Regions from separate parts of the Homo sapiens genome. Here region 2 is linked to region 1. Evidence: chromatin loops called from intact Hi-C (ENCODE). Cell type or tissue: sigmoid colon. All regions are shown on one strand. Each heading gives the region's core, and the rest is flanking DNA. Links, peaks and the distances in the headings are about the cores only.

The links. Peaks named below come from ENCODE experiments on the same cell type or tissue, not always from the same donor. Only the 100,000 strongest peaks of a DNase experiment are listed, where the experiment ranks them.
Region 2: it touches region 1 in a loop (3-fold over the local background); 4 of 110 quality-filtered maps call a loop at or near these places.

Annotation. Positions count from the first base shown.
Region 1 is chr6:17,081,863-17,089,469 of GRCh38, forward strand. No RefSeq gene overlaps it. Among named protein-coding and RNA genes, the nearest start is that of STMND1, 16 kb to the right of the region's middle. In sigmoid colon, for the core only: CTCF peaks have their summits at 4,694 (motif pointing left) and 4,894; a DNase peak (open chromatin) is centred at 4,719.
Region 2 is chr6:16,799,864-16,807,470 of GRCh38, forward strand. No RefSeq gene overlaps it. Among named protein-coding and RNA genes, the nearest start is that of ATXN1, 42 kb to the left of the region's middle. RefSeq lists an enhancer at 3,435-3,729 and a silencer at 3,475-3,769. In sigmoid colon, for the core only: no CTCF peak of the experiment used is centred there; DNase peaks (open chromatin) are centred at 3,658 and 4,008; H3K4me3 peaks cover 789 bases.

The DNA.
Region 1 (7,607 bases), core at 3,444-5,943:
ATGGGGCCTTATCATATAATCCCCCCACCTGTCACCACCACCAAAGGAACCTACTATGTGGGAGTTCCTGTGACAATATGTGGCTTGCGAGTTGCCTGAAAGAGATCAGAGAGTATCTTAGAAACAAAGTAGAATTTGTCTCTCTCTGATCACGATAACCAGAAATGGAAAAGAACACTGAACCAAAAATAGTAGCACCATTTACTCTGACAGAATAGGAAACTAGCAGCTTCTGCTTGTGAGTTTTAGGATCTCGAGCAAGCAACACCTCTGTGACTCCTTTTACTCATCTGTCAAACAGAAAGGATGATATAGATGCAAATGTATTTCCCTAAACAGAATCCAGAATTAGTACAATTTTCAGTCCAATTTATACAGCTCTGCATTTTACCAAAAGAAAGGACTAAAATAGTGGAGTAGTCCACCAGCCAAATGGTGAGCAGAGATTGCCACGGGCTTTAATAAGATTCTATTTATAGTCAGAATTCCGGAGCCATATTCACCATTGTCTGTTAGATAAAATAAATACCTGATTATTGTATACACCATTTACAGTGTAGCTTTAATAGAACATTCTAACACAGAAATGAGCAATCTTTAAGAGTTAGATGTTATGTGGGAAGGTAGAAAAATCACATGCTTTGGAGTCCAAAAATGTGGTTCCTATTCTCTGCTTGGTTTCTTTGTGAGTCTCACACCCACCATAGCCTAAGTCATTAGTTCCCAAACTTTGTCACATGGGTATCCCTCTCTGCAAAAAGGAGCAAACAGGTTGCTTGCCCAGGAATTTGGGGGAGATCCTGGAACCACATCTTGTCATCAGAACATCCCCCGTTGAAAATATTCTGATTTACTGTAAAAATCTATTTGACCTTTGTGGTTGAATCCCTTTTATATGTATTCTTGGTTTCTAAATAAAAATGTTTAAAATTCATTATTGTCATCTAAAATTTTTAAAAGTTGTTCAGAGCTGTCCCTCATGTAGCCTCCATTTCCTCACCTCCCTTCACTTTTAAAATTATTTCTGGCCAAGCACAGTGGCTCACGCCTGTAATCCCAACACTTCGGGAGGCTGAGGAGGAGGATCACTTGAGGCTGAGTTCAAGACCAGCCTGGGCAACAGAGTAAGACCCCATCTCTACAAAAACATTAACAATTAGCCGAGTGTGGTGGTACATACCAATAATCCCAGCTACAAGGAAGTCTGAGGCAGGATAACTTGAGCCCAGGAGTTTGAGTCTGCAGTGAGCTGTGATGGTACCACTGCACTCCAGTCTGGGCAACAGTGAGACCCTGCCTCAAACAAACAATCAAAATATATATATACACACACACACACATATATATATACATATATATACACACATATATATATACATATATATACACACATTTGTATTTTAAAAATCCATGTATATATTTTTTAAAATTCAAATATTACTACAAAGTATTTATTGAAAATATAGTCCCCTTACTTACTCTCTAAGTCCAAGTCTGCTGACCAAGGGCAAATACTTTCCATTTTTTTAGCTTTCTCTTTGGATATTTATGGTCATATTTTAAAATAATATTCTTGGACTCTATGGAACTGAACACACAGCATGTAATCTTCTGCACATTGAATTTTTTGTTCAATGTTATATGTGTAAGAGGCAGCCATGTGGTTCATTTACTTTAATTACATGTTGTGTTGTTGCGTAACATTTGGTTCAATAATTATACCACAATTTACATATCAATTCTCGAGATTGGTCACTTGAACTCTTTCTACATTTTTGCCATTCTAAGCAATTTACTATGAACGTCCTTATACATGTCTCCAAGGAATACAGGCAAGATTTTCTTTCCATCCTGAGATGTAGAATAGCAGGATCACCAATATACATATTATCAACTTGTGTGTTTCACTTTCTTTATAAAAAAGAAATTCTTTCTTTAAAATTTTATTTTTAAAGTTTTAATTACTATGGGTACATAATAGTTGTATATATTTATGGGGTACATGTGATATTTTGATGCAGGCGTACGACATGTAAGGATCAAATCGAAGTAATTGGGGTATCTATCTCCTCAAACATTTTTCATTTCTTTGTGTTAGGAATATTCCAATTTTACTCTTTTAGTTATTTTTAAATATAGAGAAGTTATTATTATTATTATTATTTTGAGACAGGGTCTCACTCTGTCATCCAGGCTGGAGTGCAGTAGCATGATCTCAGCTCACTGCAACCACCACCTCCTGGGCTCAAGTGATCCTCCTGCCTCAGTCTCCCAAGTAGCTGGGACTACAGGTGCATGCCACCATGCCCAGGTAATTTTTGCAGTTTTTGTAGAGATGAGGTTTCCCCAGGTGGGCCAGGCTCGTCTCGAACTCCTGACCTCAAGTGATCTGCCCACCTCGGCCTCCCAAAGTGCTGAGATTACACATGAGTCACCACACCCAGCCAAATTATTGTTAACTATAGTCACCCTATTGTGCTACTGAATAGAAACCAAAATTCTTAATATAAAAGTAGGCAAATTCATCAGTCTTAGCTTTATGATTTGTCCTTTTCTTATGTATTCAGAAGTTGTTTCTTACTCTAAAATCATGAAAACATTCTTCCATTTATTTGTAAATAAGTCCTGAATCCACCTGTGATTTATTTTTGAGTACTGTGTGCCTATTTCCTCTTCGAACCCTCTCATCTGGCTCCCACTTCCACCACATAACTGAAAGTGCTCTTGGGAAGGTAACCAATGGCTTCTACATTGCTTTATTCAATTCTCCTTTCCAGGCCTTATCTTAGATAATCACTCAGCAACTTTTGACACAGACGACGACTCCTCCTTTGTGAAAGATCTGTTCTTGGCTTCCATGAAACCACATTCTCCTAGTTTTTCTTTTACACATCAGGCAGCTCCTTCACCTTTGCATGTCTCTGTTCCCTTCTTGACCTCCCAGGTTCAAGCAGTTCTCCTGCCTCAGTCTCCCGAGTAGCTGGCCCTCTCTTCTTCTCTTTCTATGCTGTTTTTCCAGGCAATCTCGTCCATTCTAAGGGCTTTGTGCTGATGATCCTTAACATTGAATCTCTAGCCTATACCTTCCTCCTGAGCTCCAGCCTTGTAACCCCTTATGGATGTCTCTTGGCATCCAAAATTATTATGCCTAAAACTGAACCCTTGATCTGCCTTTCCCAATTCCATAAATGTCACCCACATCCACCCTGACATATACCAAATATCTGCTGAGGTCTTCCTTGACATCTCCCTCAACATCCAGCACAATAGCGAGTCTTACTGAGTCTCACTAAAAGGCATCTGAAATCTGTACACCTCTCTCTATGCTCACTACCAAGCATTCATTATCACCCAATGACTCCTAATCATTCCCCCTGCTTTAACTCTTGTTGCCTCCAATTTTTTTCCCAGATGAAAGCCAGAATGATCTCACAAAAATATAATTGGATCCATGTCAATCATCCATATAAAACCCTTCAAAACTTATTATTGCAGTTAGGATAAAAATCCCAAATCCTTTATGTGGGCTAGAGGATACCTTACATCAAATGACACCAGCCTCTTTATATATAATCCAGTATACCTTAAGGTCAACTTACAACACTCTTTCCCCATTTGTTTTTTTGTTTGTTTGTGTCTCTCTTCCCTCAAGCTTCAGGTTAAGTGTCCTCCCCTCTGTTATATGATCTCGTAGTAACTTGACTTTCCTTTATATCATCTAATATGATTTGTGATTAGATGTTTGTCTGAAAATTAACTTATTTTCTGTATCCCCACTAGATCCTGACTTCCTGGGGGCAAGAACCATGTCTGCATTATTATTATTATTTCTCCCATACACCCTGGGCCTAGAACAGTGCCTACTCATGTTGGGAACCCAATAAGCCCTGTTAAACACCGAGGGCACATGGAGAAGGCAATGCCCCTCTCTTCACTGAGAAGACTCATAATCTCGCAGAGTTCCTAGCAGCTGAGACTCAGAGTCTTGGGGCTGCATTCCTGTTTCCAGGAAGATGATGCTGGGGAATTCACTCCTCATGACTTCATCTTCCTTTTTTTTTTTTTCTGAGACAGAGTCTTGCTTTGTCACCCAGGCTGGAGTGCAGTGGCGAGATGTCAGTTCACTGCAGCCTCTGCCTTCTGGGTTCAAGCCACTCTCCTGCCTCAGCCTCCCAAGTAGCTGGGATTACAGGCACGCACCACCACACCCTGCTAATTTTTGTGTTTTTGTAGAGACGGAGTTTCACCATGTTGGCCAGGGTAGTCTTGAACTCCTGACCTCAGGTGATCCACCCGCCTCAGCCTCCCAATTAAAGTGCTGGGATTACAGGAGTGAGCCACTGCCCCCTGCCTGGGCTTCATCTTCCTTATCCGGAAGCTTCCCCTTTCCCTGCTCCTGTTTACATCCCCTGCCCCATAATTCCCACTACACTCCCTTTTGGGGCTAGGATTTCTTTATAAGGGAGCAGACAGCAGAAGCAGATAAATTTTCCCCACAGAAGACTGCCTGACTGTACAGGCTGTGTACACTGATTATTATTGTTACTTTAAATCGGAAATGTAATTAGTGTATTAGTACTTAATTGTATAGTAGTCTATTAGTAGCACAAAATCCATTCACCTAAGATTATTCTTGTAGGTGATTTGGACACAATAAAGTCAAGCTTATTACTATTTCATCATCGCTGTGGTATTATTGCCCCCTGGTGGCTATGCTAATTACTTAGCCCTGACCGACTGGGAGCTATTGCTCTTCAAACAGCAGCCGGGATGTTCCCGGAGGATTGTGGTACTTGCTTCTCTCCAAACAAACCTAGAGACAATCCGGGCGCGGTGGCTCACGCCTGTAATCCCAACACTTTGGAAGGCCAAGGTGGGTGAATCACTTGAGGTCAGGAGTTCGAGACCAACCTGGCCAACATGGTGAAACCCTGTCTCTACTCAAAATGCAACAATTAGCCGGGGCGCACACCTGTAATCCTGGTTACTTAGGAGCCTGAGGCAAGGGAATCGCTTGAACCGGGAGGGGGAGATTGCAGTGAGCCAAGATCATGCCACTGTACTCCAACCTGGGTGACAGAGTGAGGCTCTATTTCAAGAAGAATAAGAAAAAAACCAAAAACTAGAGACAAAAAGGGCATGAGAGCATTTTTTTTAATGAAAGTCTCTATGTCAACCCCACCCACACCTTTGTCTTTAGGGTGACCCACTCCAACCCTTTACTCCCCTTCCCCTAGACTTTTCTGTCTCTTCTTAGGCATCATTCAGTCTGGCAAACAGCTAGAGTCATGAAGCCATGTGGTCTCCAAGAACAACAGTTGGCGATCCCCAGTTTTGAGAACACCTGTAGTTCAACCTGATAGGCAGCATTTCCATGGCCTTAGGCTTTCAGGCAGCAAAAAAGTTTCAAATGTATGAAATCACAGAAGCACTGCCAGTCATCAGCCAGGTGAAGTTACCTATGATAATTACTGTGCACTCTTAGGAAGTGTCACCTGTGCACTTCGGTTTCATGTTTCCAAATGCATACTCACTCTTCAAATCAGAAACTTACCCACAAGACACAATTCAGCCACTCAAAATTGTACAGCCTGGTTCTAGCCTTTAAGATGAAATAGGAGAAGGTGGATATGGGGAATTTTGTGTCTAATCGATAGAAAATGCTTTGGCCAAGTTGAAAATATATATATATAGCAGTTTTTGCTATATGTTCTTTCCAACAGAGAGAAGCATTTCCAAAAAGCCAGAGGTAGTTGCTTTTATCCATAATGAAAGCAATTCAGTTAAATGGTCGTTCACAAAGCAGAACTTGGCGTGGAACCCAGGGTTCCTTGCTGCCTGCATTCCCATTTTTTTCTCTCTAGCACTGAATTAAGAATCAGACAGCAACTGGCTCTGATTCTTGATCCCTTTGTTACTAGCTGTGTAAGGCAAGTTATTCAAGGATTTCTGAGCCTCGGGATCTTCCCTTTATATCCATAAAATGGGTATAATAATACCTACCTTATATGTTTGTTGTAAAGAACTTATGCCAGGCACGTATTAACCATTCAAGAGGCAGTAGCTGTCATCATTACCGTAATTATTCTTATAGTTATTCAAGACCTTATGGTTGATCTCAAGGAAGAAAATAACAAAAAGCCAGTCAAAGCTCATTGTTTGCATTGGAGAACAATATTTAGTTACTTAGAAGACATTGTGAGTAACAACTGACAAATGATATCCTTCCCCTGCCCTCTTTTTCTGTCTCTCTGTGGCAGGTGGAATTCTCAAATGGACCCTAAAATTCCAGGCCCCTGGTATATGACCCTGAATAATCCCTTTTCTTTGGATGTGGGTAGAGCCTGTGATTATGATGGAATGTCACACTCATGAACAGGTTACACTGTATGGTAAAGGGGAAGGCATTCTGCAGATATAATTAGGGTTTCACATCAGTTGATTTTTGAGTTCATTGAAGGAGATATTATCCTGGGTGGGCCTGACCAAATCAGGTGAGCCCTTAATTTTTATTTTATTTATTTATTTATTTATTTATTTATTTATTTATTTATTTATTTATTTATTTTGAGACAGAGTCTAGCTCTGTTGCCCAAGCTAGAGTGCAGTGGTGTGATCTCGGCTCACTGCAGCCTCCACTCTCCGGGTTCAAACAATTATCTTGCCTCAGCCTCCCCAGCCTCCTGTAGTAGCTGGGACTACAGGCACGCACCACCACGCCCAGCTAATTTTTTGTATTTTAGTAGAGACAGAGTTTCAACATCTTGCCCAGGCTGGTCTCAAACTCCTGAGCTCAGGCAGTCTGCCCGCCTCAGCCTCCCAAAGTGCTAAGATTACAGGTGTGAGCCACTGCACCCGGCCTGAGCCCTTTAAAGGAGGCTCTAGAGGTTGGAGACAGGAGAAGCAGAGCTCTCTCTTGCTGGCCTTGAAGAAGCAAGTTGCTGTGAGTTCCACAGCTGCAAGGAAATGAATTCTGCCCATAATCACATGAGCTTGGAAAAGGATCTCAAGTCCCAGATGAGACCCCAGCCAACATCTTGATTGCAGCTCATGAGGCCCTGAGCAGAAGACCCAACGAAGTCATGCCTGGACTCCTGACCATGAAACTGTGAGAAAATAAATATGTGTGGTTTTAAGCCACTGAATTTGTGGAAATTTGTTATGCAGGTATAGAAAACGAATACACTCCAATACCTCGAAAAATATTAACATGGTATTCACTGGTGTTTAATTTCACAAAGAACTAGGAAAAGAGCCCAGATGTCAAGACTCTTATCCCAGTATTTGATTGCTTCTTTGACTTGTGGGTTATTTATAGAATATTTTTAGTTTCCAAATAGTTGGGAGCTCATCCAGAGATCACGTTACTGGTTTTTACATTATACTTCCAGTATGTTTCCATTTCTCCCTTCCTGGTCTCTGTTCTGTCATCGTCATCACATATTGTACATTCACATATGCCATGAACTCCACACTGTATTGTTATTATTGATCTTTAAACAATGAATTCTCTTTAAAGAAAACTAAGAAATAAGAAAAACTCATATTTACACATGTAGTTACCATTTCCAGTGTTTTTCATTCCTTTGTATAAATCCATAGTTCCA
Region 2 (7,607 bases), core at 2,687-5,186, 280 kb before region 1:
TATTCTGCCCTGATTTATAGTTATCTGTACATCTGCCTTACACAGTATACTAGATCGTGCACTCTTTAGGGACTCTGGCCTTACAGTGCCAATGATAGTAAATGCTCAATGGTAATTTATTGAATGGAATTTCTTTCTCAGCCATCGTCCTCTATTCTCCTAGAGGCTTTTAGTTGGGATGAGTCACACTGTTGACACATAGCAAATATTAACAATGACAATGAATGTGAACACCAGGGGTATTTCATATTTGCAAAAAAATAATATCTGGAGTGCTTGCAAGTAGGAAATCATATATATGTGCTTGGGGTGGGATGGGGAAGGCAGGCTTCACCACTAGTTATTTTACTGCTTTCTCAACTGACAAAGATCCACATGGAATATACTTTCATCCCCTATATAAAATTAATTGTACAGCTGATCCAGAGAAAACTGTATGAACAAATTTAACCTCATGACTTCCACTATTTTATAATAAAAGGCTTAAAGCATAATGTGAGCTTTTTTTAGATGTAAAGTTCCGTGTGAGTAGTGTGTTGTTAATTTCATATTAATGCAGGGTGCCAGCAGAACTCAGCACAGAATCTAAAGAAGGAAATCATGTTCCTGCAGCTCTGATATCTGGTGAGCAGGGTTTGGCTAATTTTTTACTTTCTCTTAGATGAACTGAACATCCTTCCCACAATGATGCAGCACAGACCTTTGCAACACGTTTATCTCCCCAGTTCCCCCTGCTAACAATCAAGAAACAAAAGAGAGACAATTATTTGCTAAAACATAGCTGCGTTACCAGCAAATGTGCAGACTCTACTGAGCATTAATTGATATTTGTACTCCATTACCTACTTCTCTTTGAGAAGGAGACCTCACAAAGTTGACATGTTTTTCCTATTTGTATGCATTGGATATAGCTTCCGACCTTACCTTATGCATATTCCTGGGAGTTAGATGTGAGATATTATTTTTGTACACCTCAGTGAAAATTGGACAACACTGTATCATCTGCCCATAATGAGCTTCCTCGCAGAGAAGACGAAAATCGAATCACAATCTTTTCCTCGAACATGCTTCAGGTGTTGTCCTATTTCTTTGGAAGTCTTCATGAAATCTATATCCCAGAAATTAAACTAGAGTCATTTTCTCCCTGACCACAGAGTTTTATCTGAATTGAAACCTTCCCCTAAAGTTGGTGTGATGTTCCTTTCTGAGTCCTGCTCTTGCACAATCACTACGGTGTCTGATGACACATTTTTTCTTCCATTTCTGTCTTATCATATTCCTTTTACTACCACTTAATGTGGTTCTTTAAATAGGTTATGTGTAGGACTGGGAGGGAGGAGAGGAGTGGAGAGGTGTAGTCACAGAGCAGGCCACACTACCAGGCCACCAGAAGGGGCTCCAGCAGGCTATGTGCAAACCTCCAGCCTTGTCGTCTTTTCTCAAAATTTTGAAAAACTTCAGGACAGAAGAAAAACAGAAGCTGAGCAATTTCCAGCAGCAGGTGGGTGGTCCCTTTAGCAGGGAGAGAATGGGTGTCCAGTGTGACACCCTCCGGTGTCCCATGACTTGTCTGGGGGTCCAAAGGTCCTCCCTTCCTTCCCCTTCTTCCTCTCCTCTTTGTATTCACTATTCTTGTGGCTAATCCAGTAAAAGCTAAAATAGCTGTTCTAAATAGATGCATTTGGAAGCCTTCATTGGGGAAAGGAGGAAGATCTGGCATCACCATGAGCTGCATGAAGAGGCTTCCCCTCTGTTTGCTTTTATATATTCCCTGAGGGCTGCCTAGCTCTTCTTGTGACAGTATCATATGCATCCACATGTTTAATAAGTTAATGAATATTAGTTAACAATGAAAAATGACTTCATGAAGCCTGCAACATTTTACTTGGCCTGCAAATGAAAACAGAAGCCATTTTGAACCCTTTTGGGGAAAAATATGGATGCTTTCACCCAACCACAGTAGCTTTCTCCATCCCATCTTGAAAGCTGCCTGCAAAACCCTGTCCCAGTCATTCTGACAGCTTTCCAGGTTAGGAGACTAAGAGACACACAGTCTCCTAACTGTCTTTTACAGTGGATTCTTCTGTCTGTAATAAGCTACTTGGTTTCTCAGTACCTGGCTTTATTCCTACATCCTTTCTCAGCTCAGGGCTAGGTCCTCCCTTCACCTATCGTCCCACCAAAGGAGTTTGGGCCTCTCTCTCTCTCTCTCTCTTTTTTATTTTTTTTGGCCTAGTGGCCCTAAAGTCTTGAGCACAGAAACCTTCATTCTGATTTTAAAATTAAAACCTGCTGCCAGTGTGAGGCATGTGTGAGTGATCCTGCTGATACAAAATTGCTGGCTCTATTGTAGCCTCTATTTTTACATCTGTCAGCCAGAAAGCCACAAGGAGCTGGATGAAGAAAGGGACGATGGTTTGCCAAAGATGATGTAAGGACCCAGACTGGCTCATATTGTGCATACAGCCAGCAACTGTTGAGTGTTGAACACGTGTTCTAATTCTACCATCTTTCCTGTCTTCCTTCTCATTTCCCCCATACAACTTGTCCACCCAACAAGTTAGGGAAAGTCAGGAGCCAGCAACACTGAGCCTATATTGCATGGAAGAGATTCCACGCACTTCAGAATGGGTAAAATATGTGCTCATCGTTCCCTATTTTAAAACCCTTATAGCACATTTTTGCCAACATTTACCAATGTGCTACCAACTGTGAATTTGTGCAAAGAATCATGCATAGCATTTCAAGGTGATAATCCCATATGTAACATTTTGCTAGGTCTCTTTCAGGGAAGTTTTCATGGCCCTCAATGGATTGTACTCCACAAACCAAGGTCTGAAGAAGACTAGAATGCTGGGTGAAACTGAAAGTGGTGGGTTTCATAGAAAATCATGGGAAAATATCTTTACAGACTCAAAAAATCCAAATAAACAAGAGAAGCACTCTGAATAGCAGGTCAGATGTTCTATGCAGATAGTTTTAAATGGAACTTCAGATAAATACTGAATGTTCCATTTTAGATTCACGTACAGGAGTTAAAGTAAAATTTTCTCTTCCTTCATATTGATAATGGCCCAAGCTGATCCAACACAGACAAATTAACATGTTGTAAATATCCTGAAGGAAAAGTTGATAAATCAGCTCCTGTTCTTTTCACTTTAGGGAGAGTTTTATCAGATGATAAATAGTGGAAATGTATCTATTCTGAACTCAGAATCACTGCTTTGCAAAAAAGTCATTTTTAAGCTAGTTTACAAGTTCAAATCATTTCAAAGCTGGCTTCCTTTTTTAGTGGGCAGTCATTGAAGTAGGGGAAAAGGGGATGATCTGGAGACTTTACTGAAAGTGGTTGCGGTAAAGTAATTCCCAACACTTCTGCCTGGCTGCCTTCTTGTCTCCCTTCCCCACACCCTATAGACATCCATGTTGGTTTTAAAAGCCACATAACTCAGAGAAAAAAATTAGCTGGGTGGAAGGTAGGCTTAGCCAAGACTCCACGTGGCAGCCAAGGTACAGGCCTCAGGAGGCCGCTGATCTGTCATTCAGCTCCGAGAATTCCTGCTCCTCCCCGCTTTGCCCTGGAAAGAGCGCTCTTGGGCTGCTGCTGAGAGCTCAGCCTGAAACCTCGCGTTCAGGTTCATTACTACTTCAGCAGTTTGCAGCAGGGAGACAGGGCAGAATCCTGCTCTGATTGGCTGTCGTCCTCTGACTTAACAGCGGCCCAGCAAATCACTAGCCTGTACTCCAAGAGCATAAAGATGAATTGTAACAGCCAAGGCCCTGGGGGAGAAAAAAAGAGCAACCACCACCAAAACAAAACCGTGCACGCAGCCTCTGGAGGGACCCCGGAGAGCCCGCTCTCCTCTGCAGGAAGCCCTTCTGGGCAGGCCCGTTTGCACCCCAACGCCTGGGCACTCCGCTGAGTTCATACCATTTTCAAAGTAGGTCATTCAAAGTCATCTCAGCAGAGGAGGGAGAAGCTGTGAGCAACTGTCATCAGAGCCTGGGAGGAGGCCCAGACCTTGCACTGGAGGGTGGGGAACATAAGGCTGGGGCCGCTGGGGCAGGAGGCGGCTACTGAGATGCTCGCTCGCCTTTCTCAAACAGCGACAGAGGCTTAAGCAGATCCACTCCCTTTGCTGTTCACAATCGGTCAGGGACTAACTGTTCCAGGCAAACCTCTAGCAGGACTTAAATGATAACCTGAATGAAAATTCACTCTAAGGAGGATGATGTCATCTTTATTCAGCTCTTTGTTCTACGTGTTCAGAAAATTCATTGTTATTTATGAAGCACGTGGGGTTTTTCTAAGAAGGCATGCTGCTACCCCCTGAGGAGAAGGCAAGTAAAAATACATGGATGTATGCAAAATTTTCCTAACTAATGTAGCAGGGAAAATACATACAAAACAAATGCATGTATCATTAGAAATATATACCTCGTACATGAAACACATAAAACTCACACAGTGTCATTCACTCTCACACTGATCAAAAAGGAAACCCCACTTTCTTGATCCGTGACATGCATAGACACATGTCAAATGAGTGCTTGCAAAATATACATTGTCTTTAAACATGACCTACCTTCAGGTATCATTAAGAAGTTACCTTTGCTGTGCTATTTCCTTCATCCTGTAATACCCTCCCTTTCCTCTTCTGGCAAAACCTACCCACCTTTCAAAACTCCTTTTAAATCCTTCCTCTTTAGGAAACATTCTCTGTCTCCTGATTCTCAGTGATTATTTCTCTCCAGCCAGAACCCCTGCAGCAATAAAAGTAGCCAATACCACACACCTAGGTATAGCTTTCATACCATGCGGTTGCTCTCTAATTGTTTATTGCACCATAACTCCTAGAAAGCAGGGGCAGTGTCTCATACTTCAATTGTACATCCCACATATTTAGCACCAACCTATTGCTTTAAGGACAACGGAGAAATGAAGGGGAGGAGGAAGGGAGAAAACTAACATTTATCGAATGCCTAGTAGAAACTAGCTACTGCACCAAGATTACTACGGATTTCTTTTTCATTTAAAACTCATAATGGCCCTAGTGTGGAAGATTTGCTTTCCACCATTTTAAAGATCAGGAAACAGAGGCTTAGAACAGTTACGTAACTTACCCCAAACCAAACAGCCAGTAAGGAGAGGAACCAAGATTCAAACACGGCTGTCTGACTCTCAGCTTTTTCTCCTACCCTCTGATCCTCAAGCTTGGCTGATCAGCTTTAAAAATAATCAGCTTCAGATTCCTAGGGCCCACCCCTGAACATTTTTATTTGCATTTCTAAGCCCAGGAGAGCAGGAAGTATGTATTATATTAACGGCAACGTTCCCAGCAATGCCTTCTATATAGTAGCAGTCAGCAGGTACTTGCTAAATGGCTAAGTCATTCCATCTATCTAGAGCAGTAGCTCTCAGGCCTGTCCATAAGTTAAAATCACCTGGACCGCTGATTAAGCAATGACTCTCTCTAGGCCCTACCCCCAGAGAGATTCTGATGCAGTCGGTGTGGGGTGGGGCTGCCTGGCAGGCATCCTAGTCTTCAAAAACTCCCCAGGCAATTCACATATGCAGCCCAGGCTGAAAACCATTGGTCTGGAGTTAGGTCATGGCATCTGCAGATTTTTAAAAGCTCCACAGGTAATTTTGATCTGCAGCCACAGCTGAGAGCTACCGCCTACACATCATGCTGCCTCTCTCTGGATTTTATAAATGGGAAAGCATTACTTTCTAAAAATAATTCTGTCAACAAGTATGGGAGTGTTCACCCAGGCACAGCAGCATACCCGTTGGGGGGATACATTATAGAAGAAACAATGGGGCCTGCTGTCACCTGATTTCTAATCTGTAACTAGCTGAGTGCTAACTTGTTCTTTGATTTTTGTCTGTCATGGGCTAGTTGGAGAATGATTTATGAAACTAGCAGACCAGGAGCCTTGTTTTGCAGCAAAGAGAAAGAGAATGAATGTCTTGCCTACTGAGCTAAGGGATGCCTTTTAACCTTTATGAGCTTGAAAAATAAAATCGTGCTAATGTGCATATTTTCACTTATGAATACATGAGAAAGAGTGGGGAATTAAAATATTAAAATACACAGCTTTCTGCAAGTTGTGAGAGATGGGCAAGAGGAGGAAGAAAAAAGACGATGCCTGTATATAAACCCCACATACATTTCATAACACCTCTCATGATCCGGAAATCAGGGAAAATTACATACCATGGGTTTATGTGTTGTTAGCTTTCAACATTTCCTAAAGTGAATTATCCAGAGTGTATCAGAAAACAACTTAATATTAGGGAGACATGTTCTTATTACTTTATGTAATAAGCCCAACTGAAAGCTGATGCATTAAACATAACTGTAAAAGTCATTTTGCCATTATGTAATTATTATGAGCACATAAATAGCCACTGTTAAGAATCAAGGAACAGGAACACTTAAGAGTAAATTATTTTAACATTGGGGGAAAACTTTTTATATGCACCGTGAAATTTGTATGCAATTAAATAATAGATGCCATCTACTGGGCACTTAACTTTGTGCCAGGCAGTCTTCAACATGCTTTTCACTTATTCTTCACAATAAAGAGATGAAATAGATACTACTATTATCATATTCTTCTTTTACAGAGAAAAAAAACTGAGGCACAGAGGGGCTAATCAACCTGCCCAAGGACACACAGCTAGGAAGTAGTAAACCGTGATTTAAATTCTGATTTCATAGCTGATGGTATACATAAAAAATAACGTTTTCCTGATGCTGATGTTATGTTGTTTTAAGCAATTGCATCTTTTTCATTTTATGAGACCCTGACATATGGTAATCAGAGAAAACAGATTTCCTGAGGGAAAGTCACCATTGCTCATCCCAAACTTAATTCCACAAGCTGTCTTTTAGTTTCTACTACTAAACACAATTTCTAAAATACCTTTCTCACAGTACTGACATCCAGAACAACAAATAGGAAAAGCCCCACTTATGTGTAAGCTACCATGCAGGGCTGGAAAATAAGCCAAACACAGCCCTTGTATCCCTTGTCTTTAAGAATCTTTTTAAAAATGCAGACGGATCCCCTAAATTTAAAATCTTTCTATGACTTTTTCCTCTTCACATCCCAAGCCCCCATGGTGAGAGCCGTCAGGATTTGGCCCTCCAGCTCCCGTTCCTCCTCTCTCCCTTGATGGGTTGAGCTTCAGCCACACTGGGCTTCTCCAGAGCTTTGAATGCTCCCAGTCCTTTCTAAGGTGAGGGTTTCCACAGGCACTGTTCCCACCACCCCACAAGAGTTCCTCCTTGCCTACTCTTGCTGCCACTGGAAACTCCTACCTGCAGTAGATGACTGCCCAAACATCCCTTTCCCAGGAAATTCTTCCCTGATGGGTGGGACCAGGTCCTGCCTCTCTGCTAGAATTTCTCACAGCCTCCTCTACTTTTCATTTCTGGAACCTAACCACTGTATGTGATCTTTATTTGTGTAGTCATTTGTTGAGTGTCTCTGTCTTCCATTAGGTTGCAAAGTCTCATGAGGAGGGAGGAGAACGTGTTGGTTACACTAGTCCCTGCATCTAGCATCTGATATTCTACCACATGGTAGACTCCAAA